Regions from separate parts of the Homo sapiens genome. Here region 1 is linked to region 2. The links are chromatin contacts, found by Hi-C or POLR2A ChIA-PET in ENCODE. All regions are on one chromosome and are shown on one strand. The core of a region is the stretch at or near the end of the contact, and the rest is flanking DNA. Distances in the headings are between cores, read along the strand shown. Region 1 has its middle 39 kb from the start of DANT2. Region 2 holds the start of DANT2 (DXZ4 associated non-coding transcript 2, distal).

The links. Hi-C counts contacts between places; a loop is a spot of excess contacts on that map. ChIA-PET counts read pairs that join two places held with the same protein, here RNA polymerase II (POLR2A). Pooled maps may share reads with other maps.
Region 1: a loop to region 2 is called in a map with no recorded cell type, with 11 times the contacts of the local background. The contact joins the enhancer-like site here to the promoter of DANT2 in region 2. A Hi-C loop is called at or near these places in 21 of 37 single-sample maps with no recorded cell type and 4 of 50 pooled maps. POLR2A ChIA-PET finds 5 or more read pairs at or near these places in 2 of 52 experiments (GM12878 and Panc1).

What each region holds. Positions count from the first base shown.
Region 1 is chrX:116,005,127-116,011,813 of GRCh38, forward strand. No RefSeq gene overlaps it. Among named protein-coding and RNA genes, the nearest start is that of DANT2, 39 kb to the left of the region's middle. RefSeq lists an enhancer at 5,109-5,198. Within about 2 kb of position 4,850, at least 6 of the 41 ENCODE cell types and tissues checked have a DNase peak (open chromatin) inside an H3K27ac peak, as active enhancers do.
Region 2 is chrX:115,966,691-115,973,225 of GRCh38, forward strand. DANT2 (DXZ4 associated non-coding transcript 2, distal) reads right to left here and starts at 2,421. Exons shown (of 2, transcript NR_132337.1): 1 at 2,271-2,421. RefSeq lists enhancers at 1-510, 511-1,087.

The DNA of each region.
Region 1 (6,687 bases), core at 3,600-6,099, 41 kb after region 2:
AAGAAGGTGTTGATTTTGGAGGTGGGGTATGGTGGGAGTGTGTAGCAAAAGGAGCAGAATCACAACTATTAAAATTTGTTCCAGGCACAAAAGGAAGCTTTGAGTGAGGTTAGAAGCAAATTTAATGTGCAAAGCTTATGATTTAACAATTATTTTGCTCTTCTGGGAAACTCTTCTCACCTTGCTAAAGGAGCCCAGTTGGCTGATTTTACTAAAGTAGCAGTTGTAAACAGCAGCAAGTATGGGCAAGATGAGGCAAGGCAGGCAGAGCTGTGGTAGAAGACAGAGTCCCAGAGACATCGTGGCTGGGGCAGTTTGTATAGACATACTTTTTAAGATGGTAGAGACTTGACAAATGAAAGAGAAACCCTTGGTGAAACAATGGAGTCTAGTTATCCTACAAGGACTCACCAGCATCTATTAAGGCAGCCCTTCAATTATGCAAATTATAGTCTAACTTATTCATGATAAAGCAGCACAAAGGTGACTAGAGGTATGAATTCTTATAAATCCTCAATTACCTCCCCTAGGCACATACATGAAATAAAGCCTCTAATTAAAACATAAGAGTTAGGTTAGCATGAAAAAGAAATTACAGCAACTTGGATTTTTATCTCTCCTATTCCCTAATTCACTTTTCATTAATTTGTTTTTTTCATTATTTGATTTATCAAATATTAATTAAGCATCTGCTATGTACTAAAAATGTATTAGGCATTAGGAATACAGAAAGAAATGTCGTTCAATCAAGTTTGCCTTTTGGAACTTTGCCCTGATAGAAGAGTCATACAGATACATTAATATTCATAAGTTAGTGTGATTGGCATTATGATAAAGATATGTGTAGAATACTGGGGGTACAGAAAAGGGAGAGTCAGGGAAAACTTCCTGGAAGAGTTCATGTTTAAGTTAAGTCTTAAAGGTTAAGAGCTAAGCAGATAAGGAAATGAAAAAAGATTAAAAATGTGGAATAATTCCAGGTAGAAGCAGCAGCATGAATAAAAGTACAGAATGAAACAGTGTGACACATTCAGGAAAATGCAAGCAGTTCAGTATGTAGGGCATATAGAAGGCAAATAGTGGAGAAGCAGGAAATGAGGCTGACAATATTGTTAAGGACCTGTATGCTAAATTTGTCTTTTACTTCTATTGTGAAATCAATAGATAGCCATAGAAGAGAAGTGATATGGTCAGATTCACACTTCAGAAATTTTAAGTGGGATCTCTGTGGGAGAATAGATTGCCCAGGGTCAAACTACAATATGATCTCGTGAAGTGATCTTGTTTATTTTATTGAAAGGTAATGTCTTCAATCTTTCTTTTTTGTACTTCTTACATTTAAGATCTGGAATTATAGGACTTGGCTGAGGAAGAGGGAGATGAACCTCAGAATGTCTCATAAATCTCTGGCTTGAGAGTCAGGGTAGATGTTGATGTTATTAATGAAGAGGGAAATCATAGAATTGGGAGGGTGAATTCAGTCTGAGATGTGTGGAATTCACATTGTCTTTAGGTTATCCAAATAGACACATCCTGTACACACTTTGACATGAGGGTTTTAAGCTTGAGAGAGAGGCCTGGATTGGAGACTGCAGTTTATAGGTAATGCAGATGCTCCCTGACTTATGATGGGGCTATATCTAAATCAATGCATCATAAGTTGAAAATATCATAAGTCAAAAACACATTTAATACTTCTAACCTACCAAATATCATAGCTTAGCTTAGCCTACTTGAAATGTGCTCAGAACACTTAGATTAGCCTACAGTTGGGCAAAATCATCTAACATAAAGCCTATTTTCTAATGAAGTGTTGAGTATCTCATGTAATGTATTGAATATTGTACTGGAAGTGAAAAACAGAATGGTTGTATGGGTACTCAAAGTATGGTTTCAACTGCATGTGTATCACTTTGGCACCATTGTAAAGTTGAAAAATCCTAAGTTGAACCATTGTAAGTCGAGGACTGTCTGTAGTTGAAGTTTTATGTAAGTGCATGGGATCACAAGGAAGAGTGTATAATATGAGAAGAGCATAGAGCTGAGTTTGGAGTCCTGGGTAATAATAACATTTAGTTGGTAGGCAAAAGCAATGTTTTGAAAAGCAGCTTAAAAGCAATGTTTTCAAAAGTGGCTTAAAAGACACAGCCATAGCCAGGTGTTGTGGCATGTGCTTGTAATCCCAGCTGCATAGGAGGCTGAGGTGGGAGGATTGCTTGAGTCCAGGCATTCAAGACCAGCCTGAGAAACATGCTGAGACCCTTGTGTCAAAAAAAGACACAGCCATAAGGATAGGATATAAATCAGGGTGGCTAGGGAAGAGAGTTTGGAGGCGTAGGAAACATTTAACATTGGGCAAATGTTACAGCTATCAAATAAGATAAGGGTAAACAATGCTTGCTAAATTTAGAAATGTGGAGGTCATAACCTTATAAAAAGTTTCAATAAAGAGGTAATGATATAAGTTACTAATCAATAGATAGAGGAGTCACTGGAATGCAGGGAAGTGGACAGGGGGAGTGTAGACTGCTCTTCAAGAAATTTGTCAGTGAGAGTGGCAGTAAATAAGATTGTAGCCAGTACCTGAGGTTGAGGGAAGATTGATTTTCTATGGAAGAGACTTGAGCATGTTCATATTTTGAGAGGACAGAGTAAGTAAGCACAGAAAAATATTGGAGATATAAGAGATGGGATACGGGTAATGAAACAAATTCAAGGCTCAGGGTTAGGAGGATGGGCTGGGCAATATCAAGTGTGCTTAGGTGGGAAGACTTAGTCTTGTATGGAGGAGGGACATTTGTCCCACCAAAAGATTAAGCAAGAACGCATGGAAATTTAAGTAAGTTTGTTAGTGGTGAAGGAGCAAGCTGAGGAACTTCTCTCATCTGATGGCCTTGATGTTTTTCATAGATTAGAAAGGAACGTTGCCTCTGAAAGTGAGGCAAGAAAAGGTGCATTATATTGTTTGAAGAAAGTGATAATTCTTTGAAGTAACCACTGGAGGAATAGGAGAGGGTGATATTTATGGACGTCAGGCTCAGTGAAACTAGAGTTGATGAATTTGTAGTGTAATCTTCACCAGCAGTGTCCATCACCCTGGAGAAGCTGAATGATTGGATTGATCCAGGGATGAGGTTTGGTGAGCAGGTGTGAAGGAAGGACAAAGGAACAAAATAAATAAAAATCATTTCAAGGGAGAAAGCACATAATGAGCCATAAGAACAAAGTAGACCCCGAAAAGCACTGATAAATTCAGAAAGTATGGAAAAGGAAAAGAGACTAAACACTGTGTTGAGAAGTAATAGTAGATTTATTGTCAATAAAGGTAGAGACAGCTGTATTAATATGAAAAAACAAAACAAAAACATAAAACTAGGATAGTGGAATTTACAATTTTGAAGACAGAACATTTTTGTTGCTGAAGAGTGGGTTGCCAAAATGGTGGTGAGACATTATTGAAGCTGAGCATATCCAGCAACTGTGAGGCCAAGGAGTTAAAGTCATTCTGGTTAATGACAGAATTGATGTAGAAAAACAGTGAACCTCCTTATTAATGTCCTTATTAATGTAGAGGAGCAGGAAGTAACAGTAACAATGTACTGTTTGGGTAACAGTAACAAGGAGGAATAGAGCAGGGGTTCACAAATGCAAATCCTACAGAGGCCTACAGGTGAGGGAAAGAAGCCAAATTTAAGAGAAGATACCCCACCTAAAGGAGGCAACCACCACTAAGCTTCAGAAGACAGTTACTATTTGGAAAGATGAGCCTAAAATTGCTAGAAATCTACATTTTGAAGATAAATGGCAAATGCCTTTTAAAAATGTGAAATTTTTCATTGTGAAATATTGGTAATTAATTTTAAAAAATACTGTGATGACCAAACAAAGCATCTCTTAAGTGTGAATGCAGTTCATGAGGTGCCAGTTTGCAACCTCTAGGATAAAAAGTAGTATGCCCAAATGGCCTGAGACACAAAGCAGGAAAGACTTATACAATGGTATCTTCACTCTTTCTTCTCTAGGCTATGGCAGACATCACTAATTTGATCAGATATGCAGAGCTTCCAGAGGCAAGTAAAAATCAGTTGTATTTGGCACACAAGGTGAAACCTTATTTGCCATAATGTTTCTATAATTTTCAAGAAAGTTTCTGAATCTTTGAACTTTCGTTGGTCTTTGAAAAAGAACAGGCATGCTGTAATGTTTCAATTCAGTTTTGCCCTCGCAGGATTTTCAGGTGGGCTTTCTTGTTGAATGTGTGCTTTGTATGTTTTCAGAAACCTCTTCACACCAGTAACTGTGTCTTAAAAATTTCCAGTAATGTGCTCAGAGGTCCTGAGTGGGAACTAGTTTAATGTTGAAGGTGAACAAACAAAACCTTTCATCTGTTCCCAGGTATGTCTGGCTTCTGGCAGCTTTGCCATTAATAGTTGAGAGCCTGTTTGCTGCCTGGAACACTGAAGGGTTGTTAAACAGCTCTCTGCCTTTTAAAAAGAGTGGGAGATGATTGGGAGGCTTCTAGACTGAGGCAAAAATTGAAAATATCATGCATGTTTAGCTATATGGTTTATTAACTCATTTGCTGAAGTGTGTACTTGATTTCTGTTAAATCTTTTTATGCTTAGGCATTTTTGCTATTGAGAGACTTTTCTTTTGGGTATTTAAATACTCAAATAACTCATTCATATTCAAATACCTCCTTTAACACATTTCTCATTTCCTTTAGAAGCAAAACATACTCTCTTTGCAGGAACTGTTTTCAGCCCCGCCCCGACCTCTCAAAACTCTGCACTTAGCCAGCTGTTTCCATGGCCAATGCTGTAAGCCCCCAGGCCCGATTCACGTGGCAGGAGGGGAAGAACAGCTGAAGCTGGAGCAGCGAGCTGCCTTAGCTGCCAAAGTCCACTTGATTCTGACGCAATGCAACTGCATTCTCCGTTTTTAATTTGTTCCTGTTCTGCTTTTGGTTTTCAGTCTCTACCACTATCCCCTCACTCTCCAGCGTCTACCCACCCTTTCCTCTTTTAGGTTTCTGAAAAACAGACCATTTGGTTGACCCTGCAAGGCTTCCAATTTGCCTATTTTGTCATGATGCCCTGTTTCTCCCCATCATGCTCACACTTGCTTCTAAAATGCCTCTGGCTCTTCTGGTGAGCTGCTGTCTACCTATTCCTGTCTCTGGCTCTGGGTCCTGTTGTCTGTCTCCAGCTGCCTGCCTAACACAAACTGCCTTACTGCCTGTGGTGTGTCATGGATCTGCTGATTTTCTGTGGCACCTGAAACAATAGAAGCTGAAAAATCCATGACTTCTGTTTAACTGTGCTTCTTCACAGTTTTCCTTATTAGACATTATGTGGTCAAAACTCTGAAACTAAACTCTTTAACTGAAGTACAGGTGTCAGCCCTCTGAGCTGAAGCTCAGCCATTATAACTTCTGTGACCTGCACATACACATCCAGGTGGCCTGCAGGGGCCAAGAAGTCTGGAGCAGCCAAAAAACCACAAAGAAGTAAATCAGTCAGTTCCTGCCTTAACTGATTAACCAAAATTACATTTTACCATTGTGACTTGTCCCTGCCCTACCTTAGCTGATCAATCAACTTTGCAACATTCTTCTTTTGGACAATGAGTCTTATGATCTCCCCACCATGTACCTTGTGACCCCCTCCTCTGCTAACAATAGATAACCACCTTTTACTGTAATTTTCCATTACCTACCCAACTCCTGTAAAGCAACCCCTTCCCCATCTCCCTTCACTGACTCTCTTTTCGGACTCAGCCCACTTGCACCCAAGTGAATAAACAGTGTTATTGCCCACACAAAGCCTGTCTGTTGGTCTCTTCACATAGATGTGCTTGACATTTGGTGCCATGACTCAGATCGGGGGACCTCCCTTGGGAGATCAATCCCCTGTCCTCCTGCTACATTTGGTGCCGTGACTTGGATCAGGGGACCTCCCTCGGGAGATCAATCCCCTGTCTTCCTGCTCTTTGCTCTGTGAGAAAATCCACCTATGACGTCAGGTTCTCAGACCAGCCCAAGAAACACCTCACCAATTTTAAATTGGGTAAGCAGTCTTTTTTTATTCTGTTCTCCAACCTCTCTCACTATCTCTCAACCTCTTTCTTCTTTCAATTTCAGCACCACCCTTCAATCCCTCCATTCCTTTCATTTCCTTTTCCTTTCTGGTAGAGATAGCAGAAACGTGTTTTTTCCATGGATCCAAAATGCTGGTGGCACTGGTCATGGACTCAGGAAGACAGTCTTCCCTTGGTGTCTAATCACCGCGGGGACACCTGCCTGATTATTCACCCGCATTCCAGAGGTGTTCGATCACCATGGGGACACCTGCCTTGATCCTCCACCTTGGTGGCAAGTACTACCCCCCCCTTTTTACTCCTCTTTTCTCTAAATTTCCCTTTTTTTTACTATGGGCAACCTTCTGCCCTCCATTCCTCCTTCTTCCCCCTTAACCTGTGTTCTTAAAAACTTAAAACCTCTTCAACCCTCACCTGACCTAAAACCTAGCATCTTATTTTCTTCTGCAACACCGCTTGGCTCCAATACAAACTTGATAATGGCTGTAAATGGCCAGAAAATGGCACTGTTGATTTTTCCATCCTACAATATCTAGATAATTTTTTTCATAAAATGGGCAAATGGTCTGAGGTGCCCTATGTCCAGGC
Region 2 (6,535 bases), core at 1,171-3,670:
AAAAATCTCACAAATCACCACTAAAGAACTTACTATGTAACCAAATACTACCTGTGACCCCAATAACTTATGGAAAAAATTTCAAAAAATTTCAGTTGCCAATAAATAAACACTTAAAAAAATTGAAATCAATGAAAATGGAGACACAAAATAACCAACCTGCAGGGATACCTCCCAAACACTTTTGATTGAATGTGCCTATCATCCTGGTGGCCAAGAAGAAATCCCTGCACACTCTGCCTAGTGCTGAGCTGCATAAATCAGGAATCCAGGCACACAGAGTCATGGCTCAGAAAGGGCCAAAGACTGCCTGCGTGAGGTTTTCCAGATGCTGATGTGTTATGCAGCTGAACTGCCACAGTTCCTACATCTCCCATGAGCCTAGAAAATGGCAGACTCGAGCTCTTGCAAGGACCCCACTAGACAGCCTGGTGTCTGCCTTCACAGTCAGCGACCACGACCTGGCAGCTCTGGCTCTAGCATTGTGTTCCGTGTGTGTGTGTGTGTGTGTGTGTGCGCGCGCGCGGTGTGTGTGTGTCTGTCTGCCTGTCTCTGGCTCTAGAATTGTGTTCCGTCTGTGTGTCTGGCTCTAGCACTGTGTTTCTACTGTGTGTGTGTGTGTGTGTCTGGCTCTAGCATTGTGTTTCTACTGTGTTTGTGTGTGTGTGGCTCTAGCACGGTGATTCTACTGTGTGTGTGTGTGTGTGTGCGCGCGCGCGCACACACACACACACACATGCCTCACTGAATGCCAAGGGTCCCCTGAGCATCCTTTCCTGTAGAGCCAGGTCTCAGAATGTGTAACAGTGCCTGTTCAATTCCCCTTACCCCAACAGAAATAGACTTTAAGAGTCCACAGAAAAAGACATACAAGGATCTTAAAATATACAAAAATATCTTTTAGCGACTCATAAGAAGGGAAATCAAAACAAAAACTACACTGTTGTATAATTTTTCACATATTATCAATTTCCAACCATGACCTGTCCCCCTCTGAGGAACCTGTACTACCTACTATTTCCTGACCCATCTTGGTTCTGGCTCCTCTCAAGTGTTCTCAAGTAATCACACTATTTTCTTGCTAGAATTTGTCCTACACATGCAGATAGCCAAATGCCATCTCACAAGGAATGTAAAACCACATGTTCTGGTGCAATTGCTTTGTTTTCTTTACCGTTAAAATGGTTATAATCCCACTTAAAACACAGTGCAATTCACTATGCGAAATGACCTCTCATGCAATCAAATCTCCATAGAACTTTGGTCAGTTTTTCTAATTTTGGAAATAAGGCCAAACTTTTGCCTTAGTATCAATAACAAGAAACACAAAGCACAACAAGAGCGAACACACAAACACTCTTAACATCTTCATCTAGAAATAACCAGTATAACTGTGACAATTGTGTCTTCTTTCCTTTTGGACTTTTTTTGTCTACATATAATTTGTTGAGCTTATATTTTGTATTATTACCACTATCTTTTGTAATTTTTGATACTTATTTAAGAAGCTTCATTCTTTCTTTTTCTTAATAATCATGGCCGTTTCAGATCCTCCCATTTCACAGAACTGAAAAAAGATGAAAATGTGAGCGAGCCCCTGAAAATCTGGGGGGGGGGGTCTCTTTCCATGTCTTTAAATGCGTACGTAGAAAGGGAGCTGTATTGCTTTTAGGCCAAAATTTCATCCGAGGAAATGTACCCTCTTTAGGGGTACATTCAAGGGAGCCCAGCACTTGTGAGCACGCACGGCGGCCATGAGGTTTAACCACCACTCAGTCCAAACCCACAGAGCACGCGCACCCTCCTCCAGCCACGTAGGTGGGGAGAACTCGAGTGGGTGAAGGAATCCGTGTGCGCACCCTTCTCCTCCTGTTCGCCCCGCCCTTTGGCCACACAGAAACGCTTCCAGGCCAACCGACGAGGAAGGCTAGAGGGACTCTGCTAGGAGGCTCTCCCTACACTTGCCAGAACTGAAAACGTAGGCAGGGGTTAAAAACTCAGTGCTCCAAAAACGCAAGACCCCGACCCGCCCACATGGCCCCGACTCGGCCCTCGGGGACTCCCAGATAACTGCCTGACGCCCGAGCCGGTGGTGCGGCAGCCACCATTGCGCAAGTTCGAGCGCCCGGCTCTGGCTGCTCACATGATGGAGGATGGGGAAGGTCCTCTGCACCAGAAAGGCCGCCTATGGCACAGAACCCCTGCCCTACTTCCCCCAGCGTCAGGGAAAGGAAAGGCAAAGAAAGGAAAGACGAAGGAAGGAGACCTACCTAGCTGAGGCTGCGCGCCAGCGGGAAAGGTCCGACTACCTCTGATCTGCGTTCTGGGGACGGCTGGACCCCAATGCGCCCCCTGCGGCAACGCGACTCCCGCGTTGCCACAGGGTAGGCTGCCATCCCTCCCTCCATCTTCTGTGTCTCCTGTTCCCCAGAGGGGGTGGAAGCTGAAGGTCAGAGGAAGGGGAGGTGTTGGGAATCCGGGTTGTGTGGTGTCGGCTCCGCCCAGGGGAGGAGTGGGACATCTTAAGCCAGTCGTAGGTGCTTAAAGGGCCGGGAGAGGTGGGCTACGGAAAGTCAGGTGGGAAATCTTTCATCTTGGCCAGTTGCTCGGTAGAATCTATTTCTTTCCCTTAGAATAAGGTACTTGTTGCTAGGGGGCAAACGATGATTGAGTCAGAACAATACAATGGAATATCTATAGTTCAATATTCGCAAAACATTTAGACGTAAAAGAAATTTAAATATGCATATTTTCAACCGATAAGTTTGTATCATTACATTGACTGAGGTTACTAAAAGCCTCAATTGCTCCCTCCCCAGGTGAGAGGTAATGAGTAAGAGAAAAGGTCTGGGAGTATCTGGCCAGCAGGTAGTCTTGGGGTAGGGGCATGGGGCTGAGAGTGTGGGGTCAGTTGGTGGGGAGTGAAATGTGTGGTTCCCAAGACCAGACACTGCCGGTGCCCTATCACTCCCTGATTTTTGTCTGGAACTGTTAGGGGCCCAGTGCTGCTTCTGCGGCCATTCCAGGGGATGCTGCTGTTTGGCGCACACGCTGCCTAGGTGGGTGATGAAATGCTACGTCCGAAAGAGTGACAGCGACTCGAAGGTTTCCCCTGTCTGACCAGTGCCCTGATATCTTCTTTCTTTTGAAAAAAAAAAAAAAAGGAACACTTTTGTCTTGCAAAATAATATTCGCAGAATGAAGACACCTGTAGTGCATAAAGAAAAACGAAGATAACCCGTGATGACACCACTCAGAGGACTGTTAAATTGGGGCGTACATCCTTCTAGCACCTGATTTCTTAAGTTGGAGGGAGAGATGCAAATAAAGATCCTTTTAAAATAATAGTCTGGTGAGCTCCCAAGACCCATGGGAAGCATGCACGCTATTCAGTTGCCAACCTATTGATTGCGAAGATATTTTTGTGGACCCATTTAATTTTCTATTCATAATATAGTATTTGATGGACTTTTACTATTATTTTTTGTTTCACAAACCCAATGTTTTAGGACCTGATGGACTTTTACAAAAATTTTTCTGAAGAAAAATTTTAAGGAATGTTTTCCCTACAAATAAGTGTTTCAAGTGAGAACCAAAGTCACCGCTGCCCAGGTCCACTCCCCAGTACACCCACCTTAAAAGAAACACTTTAAAAAGAAATCCAAGGCCTCTACACCAACCTGAGGAGGGTACAACTGCACTTTTACCGCCTCCAACTCCTTAGAATTTTCTGCCTCCATTTCACTCCCCACCAACTGACCTTCACTCTCTCAGTCCCCCATCCCCACCCCACCCCAAGACCACCTGCTGGCCAGATACTCCCAAACCTCTTCTCTTACTCATTCCCTTGCTGTTTGGGCAGAGGTGGGTGGGAATTACCAGGAGGTAGGGGAAAGAGAATAAATGGGCATAGGTAATACTTTGTTCTGGTCAGACAGATGCCTTCACCGGCTTAGGGGAGAGTTGAGGGAGGGGTTAAGACTCTGCCACAATTCCACGTTGTAGAAAATGGAAAGTGGAAAGAGCTTCCCTCTGGTTCCCAGGTGGAATTAGCCGAGAAAGAATTGGGCTATGAATCTCAGCTGCACCTCTCTGGATGCCTCCCTGTTTTTCTCCTCCTTTATTTAATGTAGGAATGGCCATTGCCTGACACAGAATCAAGTCACAGCCTTTTTTCTGTCTGCATTACCTGAACCGACACAGATTCAATAAACACTCATTGTGCCAGGAAACCAAGGTCCACAGAGGCTAAAGCTTTGCCAAGGTGAACCGGAGTGTCACAGGATGAATCCAAACATGCTAGGCTGCAACTCCTTTGCGCTCTTCATGCAAATGGGCAAGCAGCTCCATAAAGGATGCTCAACATCATTCATTTAGGCAAATACAAAGCAAAATCACGAGGAGATACACTTCACACTTACTAGGATGGGTAGAATAAAAACAAAATTGAAAATAACAAGTGTGATGAAGATGTAGAGAAATTGAAACTGTCATACATTGCCGGTGGGAAAGTAAAACGATGTAGATATTATGGAAAGGAGTTTGGCACTTCCACAAAAAGTTAAACGTATAATTACCACGTGGTCCAGGAATTCCACTCCTAAGTATATATCCAAGATAACTGAAAAGATATTTGAACAAAAGTTATGCATGAATATTTGTGGCAGCATAATTCATAAAACCCAAAGGAGAAACAACCTAAATGCCCATGAACTGGTGAGTGTTTAAACAAATATGCTATATCCATACCATGGCTTATTATTTAGCCATAACATGGAATGAAGCACAGATACATGATACCACATGGATTTAACCTGGAAACTATTATAATACATTAAGAAACCAGACAAAAATGCATATTGCATGATTCCATTTATATAAAATGGCCAGAATAGGCAAATCTATACAGAGACATAGTGGATTAGTAGTTGCCAGGGGCTGGGGAAGGCTGAATAAGAAATGACTGCTAATAGAAATGGAGCTTTCATTTTAGAAAAATTTTCTAAAATTTGTTGTAATGGATACACAATTTTGTGAATGTACTAAAAAGCAATGACTTGTATACTTTTAAATGGTGAATTACATGGTATGTGAATTGTATGTCAATAATAAAATGTAAACCAGCACTTAGATTTAATAAAATTTAGGTACAAGATTTGTGGGAAATTTTATATCATGGGTGAATCAAGGTGAGAATGCTGTAACTCACTGATATGATATTTTCCATCAAATATATGAGAAACATATTATGTGAATGCTGATATCATGCAATCAGAGTACAAAGCATCAACTATGAATGTTCCTGCCAAAAAAATTGTACCTGAATCTAACCACATCCATAGATATTACTACAAGATATTCTGCTTATAAAGGAATAGGTTTTGCATTAGGATGGATACGGTAAAATGTAAAAAATGAATAATTCTACAGGACAAATAATAAACCAGTCTCTCACCAAAGGAATAGCAAAGAAAAGAGGGAGGGTGGTGGTGTTATAGATTTAAGAAGAAATAGGAGACTGGGCATAGTGGCTCATGCCTGTAATCCCAGCACTTTGGGAGGCCAAGGTGTGCAGATCACCTGAGGTCAGGAGTTCGAGATCAGCCTGGCCAACATGGCAAATCCCCATGTCTACTAAAAATACAAAAATTAGCCAGATGTGGTGGTGGGTGTCTGTAATCCCAGCTACTCGGGAGGCTGAGGCAGGAGAATCACTTGAACCCAGGAGGCAGAGGTTGCAGTGAGCAGAGATGCTGAGATCATGCCATTGCATTCCAGGCTGGGCAACAAGAGCAAAACTCTGTCTCAAAAAATAAAGAAAGAAAGAAAAAGAAAGAGAGAGAGAGAGGAAAGGAAAGGAAAGGAAAAGAGGAAATATTTGAATCAATGTTGTGTAGGAGGAGGCAGAGCAAGATAGCAGAATAGAAGGTTCCACCTATTGTCCCCACCCCTTGCAAGGACACCAATTTAACAACTATCTATACAAGAAAAACACTGTCGTAAGAACCAAAAATTAGGTGAGTACTCATAGGACCTGGTTTTAACTTTATATCACTGAAAGAGGCCCTGAAGAGGCAGGAAAAAAAACAGTCTTGAATTGTCACATCACCCCTCCCCCAACCCCTGGCAGTAAGTGTTTCTGTGTGCTGGTGGAGGGAGAGTGCAGCAATTGTGAGTCATTGAACTCAGTGCTGTCCTGTTAGAAAGGAAAAACAGACCAAACACAGCTGATGCTCCCCACCACCCCAACAGAGGGAGTATTTATATTAGCCCTTGCCAGAGGGGAATCTCCAATGCAGGCTAAAATGCCCTGGGGCCCTTGAAAGGCAGTTTAGGCCAAAAGTATTGCAACTTTTATTAGTCCTAGTGCTGAACTCAGACAAGAGACAGTAGTCTAGGGGGACACGTGACCTACTGACACAGCAGCCAGGGAAGTTAAGTGAGTGCTGGCCTCATCCCTCTACTAACCCCAGGCTGCACAGCTCATGGCTCCAACAGAGACCCCTTCCTTACACTTGAGGAGAGGGAAGAGTAG